Regions from separate parts of the Homo sapiens genome. Here region 1 is linked to region 2. Evidence: read pairs that join two places in POLR2A ChIA-PET (ENCODE). Cell type or tissue: OCI-LY7. All regions are shown on one strand.

Evidence for each region. Peaks named below come from ENCODE experiments on the same cell type or tissue, not always from the same donor. Only the 100,000 strongest peaks of a DNase experiment are listed, where the experiment ranks them.
Region 1: POLR2A ChIA-PET joins it to region 2 with 5 read pairs; 4 of 35 experiments call an interaction of 5 or more read pairs at or near these places.

What each region holds. Positions count from the first base shown.
Region 1 is chr9:37,002,267-37,006,266 of GRCh38, forward strand. It overlaps PAX5 (paired box 5), which reads right to left. Exons shown (of 10, transcript NM_016734.3): 5 at 382-510. It overlaps LOC105376032 (a long non-coding RNA gene), which reads left to right. Exons shown (of 4, transcript NR_188579.1): 1 at 1-277; 2 at 434-578; 3 at 3,503-3,747. Among named protein-coding and RNA genes, the nearest start is that of PAX5, 30 kb to the right of the region's middle. RefSeq lists an enhancer at 3,553-3,602. In OCI-LY7, a CTCF peak has its summit at 2,224; DNase peaks (open chromatin) are centred at 354 and 2,395; H3K4me3 peaks cover 3,752 bases; H3K27ac peaks cover 4,000 bases.
Region 2 is chr9:37,282,540-37,286,539 of GRCh38, forward strand. The region is part of intron 2 of ZCCHC7 (zinc finger CCHC-type containing 7); the gene reads left to right. Among named protein-coding and RNA genes, the nearest start is that of LINC01627, 110 kb to the right of the region's middle. In OCI-LY7, no CTCF peak of the experiment used is centred here; DNase peaks (open chromatin) are centred at 1,552, 2,287 and 3,306; H3K4me3 peaks cover 2,640 bases; H3K27ac peaks cover 4,000 bases.

The DNA of each region.
Region 1 (4,000 bases), 280 kb before region 2:
CCAAAGCTCCTCCACAAAGTGGACTTGGGTGTGGAGCCCAGCACACCCTGCCCTCGGGCCGCATATCTGCACGCACACAGGGTCTTCTTAAAGGCCAAAGCTCAGGCCACAAGGGCTCTGCCAGGCCCGCTGCTTCTATCCAAGGGGTGACCATGGGGGAGGCCAGCAAGAATGCCACAGTCTCACCCTGCTGCCTGTCTGTCTTGCGGAGGGCTCAGCCCTTTCCCGTGTTCACGAAAAGGACAGCGTGCGGGCCGGGGGACTCGCTCCTCTGCAGGTAAGGGGGGTGTTCGCGGGCACCTCTGCTGCCACCCGCGACCGAGCGCCGGAAACAGACCCCGTGGAGCGCATCCCCGACGGGGCTGCGCGGGCCTCTCTTACCTTCGTCTCTCTTGCGCTTGTTGGTGTCGGCGCTGGGGGACGTGATGCCCAGGATGCCGCTGATGGAGTACGACGAGCCGGCCGAATCCGTGCTCACCGAGGACACCTGCGTCACGGAGCCAGTGGACACTGCGCGGAGAAAGACGGGCGGTCAGGGCCGCAGAGGGCTGAGGGCGGCGGACCGGCTGTCACCGCACGTGAGGCTGGGGGCGGCTGGGAGGGAGCGAGCGCAGGGTGGGCAGGGGGCGCTGAGGACCCTCGCTCTGCGGAGGCGGCCACACCTGAGCCACGAGCGCAGGCCTCGGGCGGGCCGTGTGCCCCAGTTCTCTGCGATGGGGGGAGAAAGGGAAGGGTGGGCACTGAGAAGGACTGACCCCTGCAGAAAGGAACACGGGGACACGGGGACAGGAAGGGCTTTCGCTTAAATTCCAGCCTATCCATGGATGCAGGAAGCAGGGGATGGAGAGGAGAAAGAGGGGAGCCGGGGCCCACCAACAGTCAGTGCTTAAAAAAAAAAAAAAAAAAAAAAAAAAACCTGAACTACTCGTTAGGCATTTCACCACCTGCCTGCACACCCAACCCAACCTTGGGTGCAAACACAACTACCTGAGCACAAACTCACGCGCACGGCTAACAAACTCCAAACCGCAGAGTGCCCCTTCTTTTTATAGTTTTCTTGCTGCCTTTTCTCCTTCCAGTTTCCCCCGATTTGATTTTAATATTAATTATGACAATAACAATAACTAACATTTTCTGAGAACTTACTCTGTGCCAGGCATTGAGGCATTATCTCATTTAATTCTGAGAACAATCTTAGAAGCTAGGAAATGTGATAATCCTATTGGAAAGGTAAAACTCAGAGAAGATAAGTGGCTCACCCAGGATCATACAGCTAATAAGAGGCAGAGTGCCTGGTGCCGGGGCTCACGCCTGTAATCCCAGCACTTTGGAAGGCAGACGTGGGAGGATCACTTGAGCTCAGGAGTTCAAGACCAGCCTGGCCAACATAGCAAGACCTACCAAAAAACTTTAAAAAAAAATTAGCCAGGTGTGGTGGCACAAGCCTATAATCCCAGCTACTTGGGAGGCTGAGGCAAGAGGATCACTTGAGCCCAGGAAGTCGAGGTTGTAGTGAGCTATGATTGTGCCACTGTACTCCAGCCTGGGCAGCAGAGCAAGACCCTGTCTCAAAAATAAAAATAAAAAATAAAAGAGACAGAGTGGTGATTTGAACCCAGAGACTAAAGCCTCAAACCCTATAACTAATCTGCTTCGCACTAATAAACAATGAAGAGCAATAATATACTTCACATGAATGCAGTACTTTTCATTTGATGATTGCAACAGCCCAGAGTGCTATTATTTATCCCCATTTATCAAATAAGGAAACTGAGGCTCCACAGGGAAAGTGATTCAAAGTCATCTAGCTAATAAACAGCGGCACCAGAACTTAGCCTTGGGTTTACTTACTTAAAGTCTAGATTTCCCCCGCCCAGAAATAGGGGCAGTGGTTGGTGACTTATTGTGACTGAGGCTAGGTCTCAAAGTTCCTAAGAATAAGAATTGGATGGGAGGTGGGGGGCAACTTTTGTGCAAGTTTCACATTAACTTCTGGCCCCAGATTCCTAGGGAGAGACCAGTCCATCAGCAGGGGCCTCTCCAGCTGTACAGCTGAATTGCCATTTCTGGGCTGTGGGAATTCTTTTTTGATTCATTAAAACCTACAGACCAATCTCAGACACACTTCCTTGGGCTATAACCAGCTGGAGGCAGGTGGAGCCACCTTTGACTCTTAAGAGTAGGAAATCACTAGAAATGGTGGTGACTGCCTGAGAAGCCCTTCACGGCTTCCCTTTGGAGCAGATCCAGCTCCTGGCTCCTACAAACCTAGAGGGAGCCATGCCTTTCTTCTCACATTTCAGTTTGATCTCACATCTTCCTTAAGAGACACAGAGGCAGAAATCGTTAACTTCTCTTTTTCTTCACCAGAAGAAGCTCCTTAAAATAGATTTATGCAAATCCCACAACCTTTTCTGTATTAACATGTAAAAAACAGAGGAAGAAAGAAGATCCCAGGTCACTTGGTACTTTAAACAACAACCACCATATATAACCAAAGCTCACCATGTTGCTGGCAGAGCCCATGACATTCGTTTTGGTGTTTTGTGATTGCGCTAGGCTCAAAAGACCCAGATTCCACTTTTGGCCCCACCACTTACTGGCAACATGACCTAGGGCTAGTTATTTCATCTCTGTAAGTTTCAGTTTCCTCACTCCTCGGTAAGTTTGTGAACTCTAAGGGGCTATATGTATGCGAGATGTAGTTTAATTTAAAAATTTCTGGGACAGAACAAAACATGCTGCTGACCTACAGTAGAATTATTCTTCTAAACCAAATGAAAGAATATTAGCAGTTATACCCATTTGATTTTCAGTGCTATGTGACCTGAAATAGTTGGTCAGCTACAAGTGAAATCTCAGCCACAAACATTCCCCCAGGAAGCCTTCCTTCACCCTCTTCACCCTAGCCCAGCAGAGCTGGTGGTTCCTTTCCTTCTGCCCCCACAGCACCCATCCCTTCTTCTTGAGCTTCATCTCTGTCTTGCAAACTTCTCTTCATTATATTCCCCCTTTACCTTGAGAATGGGGATTTTGTCTTCCCTTTCTTATAGGCTTGGCCTCTGATGCCAAGGTCTGCACCGCAGGGACTTAGCAGACACTTTCTGAAGGGATTACTAAATGAGGAATTATTTCATGGCAGGGAGGAAATCTGTCTTACCTTTATCCAAAGAGCCAACCATGGAGGATCAGAGGCCTCAGTGAGCACCTGGTTAGTGCCCCTCCACCCACAAATGAGGAAACTGAGGCTCAGGGAGGTGAGAGAACTTTTACATTTTACTGGGTGAGGTAATGACAAAGTTGGAACTGGAGGCCAGGACTCTGCCCATTCCCCATCACCGTGTGAGTTCAAGTTCTCAGTTAAAGAAGGAATAACAAAAGTGTGGAAATGTTACACAATCTGAGGTGTGATTCTGCAGGATTGACTGTGGCAACCAGAAGTGTCAGAGACTTGCTAAATCATTGCCCACTTTCTTATATAGTACAATAACTTTTCCCCCAGCTAACCAGCGGTGTTTCCTGTATCCCAAGTGGAGAAATAATACACCTTAAATAGACACATGTCATTTCACAATCTTTGAAGGGAAGACAAAGGACATTTCTGAACTCTTGAGCACTAGGAAGTATGACTCCCACTCTGTCGGGTCACAGCCACTCTCAGACGTCACCTGCGAGCACTGGAAACCCCACTGGCAGCCCTTGACAGTTCATAGAGTTCATGAGATCGAAGCAAGAGAGAGAGAGAAAGTAAGTTTGGGAACTTTTGCCACATCTTCACTCAAGACTGCAAGTGCACAAAGAATTGTAGAAGGGCTGGTTGATAGAAGAAAAAAACACATTCAAAACTACTTACTGACTAATGATGCAGAAAATGTTATGAATAAGTATCCCTTTCTTGATTTATTACTTTAATTATCTGACATTCTATAGACCCCCATTAGTGGATTTTTTTTTGGCTTAGATTTCAATTTTCTGTCTCATGGTGAAAGCTATTTATCAT
Region 2 (4,000 bases):
GCTTGCAGTGAGCCAAGATCCTGCCACTGCATTCCAGCCTGGGAGACAGAGTGAGACTCTGTCTCAAAAAAAAAAAAAAAAAAAAAAGTTTAAACAAGACAGGAGGATCACCTGAGCCCAGGAGTTCAAGACCAGCCTGGGCAACAAAATGAGATCCCATCTTTACAAAAAAAATTTAAAAATCAGCAGGGTGTGATTGTGTGCTCCTGTGGCCCCAGCTACATGGAAGCATCAGTGAGCCATGTTTTTGCCACTGCACTCCAGCCTGGCTCTGGCTTAAAAAAAAGGCGGGGGGAGTGAGGGGGTAAGAAAAGAGTCAAGAAGACCTGAATCTTTTTTTTTTTTTTTTTTTTTTAATGAAAATGGCATTTGTTCCAGAGGCAAGAGTAGCCTCCAAATTAGTAGAATGCCAGATGGAGATGTGGGGTGGGGTGGGATGGGGAGAAAGGTGTTGAAGCAACTCAATCATGCTACTACTAATAGTTCCTCTTGGGTTGAGACTTAGGATGGTATTAAATTCAATTGTTTTCTTTTCTGTTGTTTTTATACCCGTGTGTGCTCTTGATATTATATTGAGTTGGCGTAGTTGCTTGCAGTCAGTAGATAAGAATAGTAATGGGATAATATGTATGAAAAATATTGACAGCACAATACTTTTCTCTTTCATGGAGTTCAGACATAATTTGGGAGAAATAAAGATAGGTAGTCAATGTCTATCCAGCACATCCTAAAATTTATGTTCATTGTTGTAGAAAAATGTATATAATCTAAGTTCCCATAGTTTCAGGAGAAAACAAATTGTAAATTAAACTTTCTGTATTTTTGCTCCATACCCCAAGATTTTACATATCTACATCTAACTATAGCCTCTTCAAGTACTCCTATTGTTTGAAAACAGAAAACTTTAAAATGGAAAAGTGGGCTCCTCCTTTTGTCCTTTCTTACTTGAATTTTCTATTTTGAAAAGAATAATAGGGGAGAATTTCACAGGGCTCTAATTTATTTGACCCCTCTTTTTCCTGTTTTCCTATTATGACTTTAATAATATACTTTTATTTGAAAATATTTCTAAGAGTCACTTTTTTGGGGAGAAGAATTAGTATGCAGTTTTGTTATAGGCACCTCAGTTAGATCATAGTAATAATGGTGATATAAGAGAAAAACAATTCTGACTCTTATAAAATTATCAGAAGGGAAATTTTCCAGTTTATTAAAACAGAAAGGACAGTTGGTTTGGTTTAGTCATCAAAATAAACTCTGACTAACTAGATTCCCAAGTTCTATATTGTGCTTGAATTTTCCATTGGGAATGAAACATTCCACTGCCCTTTTTACTGTTTAACTTAAGCTGCTGTGAACACTCAGAGAATGGCCCTGTGGCTGAGCTGCTTATTTTTTTTTTTTAATCTATTCATTTTATACTTTCAGACAGATTTTTCCCTGGGGTGAAACAAAGGTTAACTGAAATTTCCTCTGTTGTGTACCTGAACGAATCAGCAGTTCGAGAAGGAAATCCCATTGATGGGCCAAGAGAGTGACAGGCTCTATTTAAAGAATTCCCCCGACTGTGTGGTAGACCAGCCATGCCATGAATTTAACTGTTCCTGTGGTCCCCATACTTGTACCCACCAAAAAAAAAGAGAGAGAGAGAGAAAGCGACTTTGTTCTGCAAACGTTGGCCTAAGCTTTGAAAACCATGAGCCATTGAGTTTTGTGAATTCAAGTTAGACAGTAACAGAGGCCAAGACTCTAAGCGAACAATATCTGAAAAGGAAGTACACAAAAACAGGTAGAAACTGTTTAACTGTTTTATTTCTCTGTGTATATACATATTTATGTGTGTTTATACACACAAAAAAATACCTTTTTTGCATTTTATGTAGCCAGTCCTAATTACATTTGATCAATAGTGTTTGTTAAATTTTTTTAAATATGTAACAAATATGAAGGTTTTTCTTGTTTTTACAGCTTTTTTGCTCCATAAAAGTATCCTGGTTTTTATCAGGACATATTATATGTATTGGAAATGAAAGTCAGCACGGTGTGAGTTTAAATGGTTAAAAAAAAAATGGATTTTTATATTACCTCTGCAGGAGCTTCTGTTAGGACCAGCTCATGTATTTTGTATTTTTTCTGTATAAGGGAAACTGCTTTAAATATGAAAAGATGGTATCTTAAGTTGGATTAAACATCCGTAATTCATGTGTATTTAACCTCAGGACTTGTGAGCCTTGTTGAAAAATCCAGCTTTAAACCTTCCCTGTAGGCCTCAATAGTGCATACTGCATTGGGATTATAAATAGTCAGTCTGTTTCTGGAGTGTAGGTTAGTATGTATTCCCAGGAGGCATGAACTATTTACATTTCTAACAAATGTTTCACATATGTTGCTGATTCATATTTCTATGTACAAATTTAGGCTTTAATTTTTTTAATTTCCTTTTTTATTAGAAGTTTTGTTATAAAAAGTTTCTTAAGTGTTTCATTCTTTCTAGCATGGGTGGCTTAAGGAGATTGGAGGGGAGCGTTTCATTTATTTATATAGAGATTTTGATGTTTTGAAAGACAATAGAATTAATAGAGAAAATTGTCCAGATATCCAGCGCTTGGATTTTTGTTTGAGAAGTTTGAGGAAGCAGATGCCATTTGAGTTGGTTTCTATGGAAAAATTTATCTTAGAGATGATGTAGGGCTATATTTATGTTCACAAATGAGAAATTGAAGCTGAGAGAAAGAGAAAATGTTTAATACATAATTACTCAATATGTCTTGGAAGAACCTAGGTTTTTATTCATACCTGGTGTTTCTTTATAAACTGCCTCTCTTTTATCTTGAGATGGTATTTTCGAAATTATTTCTCTTTCTCATTTTCTTCTACCATTTCCTGACATTTTCTTGTCTTTTGTTCTATTCTTCTTCGTCTCTTATTTTTCTATATTGGTTGTACTGTAAATAGGTTGCTAGCAACACACCTTAGGAGCAGGCTTTTGGGGAATGGGTCTAAGTATTCCATTTGGCCTATAATAGGCTATATTGTTGTTTTGGAATATAATTTTGAAAAAATCAAATTTATATTTATCCTGCTAGTTGATCAAGCTATAAATCAATCAATACTTACTAGTTGCTGCTTATATAAATAGAAGAGTTAACCAGTGACTCAGACAGATGACAATTGACTATTAAAGATTTTTTTAAATTGGCATATGTTTAGGAAAATCACTTGTTTCTTCAAAATTTATTCATTAAGCAGTATTTTTTGAGCACTTACTATGTGACAAACACCACACAGGTGATAGAGATACAACAGAGAGGAAGATGGAACTGGTTCCTGTCTCCTTACATCCTGGTGTAATTATATAATAAAAGTTAACCACAAGTAGAAACTTGGGGCATTATTTTTGTAAAATCTCAGTCAAGTTTCTCTCTACATAGAAGACTAGTATAACTTCAGATACCATCATTCATATCCATATCAGAATATAGTCCTATGTTAAAAGTAGAAAGATGCAATTTTAAACATGTTTTCCCATTAGTAATTGTCATGTGGTACATGATGAAATGAAATTGTTGAAATGAGTACCAGTAATTTTATTATTAGAGAAAGTCAGAACACTATTAATAAAATAATTTAGGGAGATTATATAGCATATTGGTTAAGAGCATGGTTTGGATGTAAACATGGGTTTGAGCCCTCTAGTCTGCCACTGAGAAGATTTTTGGTATTAAATCAATTATTATTCATATTTTTATGAATTCATAAACCTCACCTGTTCTCATCTGTGAAATAAAATTGTAATACCTACCTTTATAAGATTGTTATGAGAGTTAAATTAGAAATACAGGCTGGGCATAGTGGCTTATGCCTATAATTCCAGCACTTTGGGAGGCCAGGGTGGATCACTTGAAATCAGGAGCTTGAGACCAGCCTGGGCAACATGGTGGAACCCCATCTCTACTAAAAACACAAAAATTAGCTAGGTGTGCTTGAATTCTCAGCTACT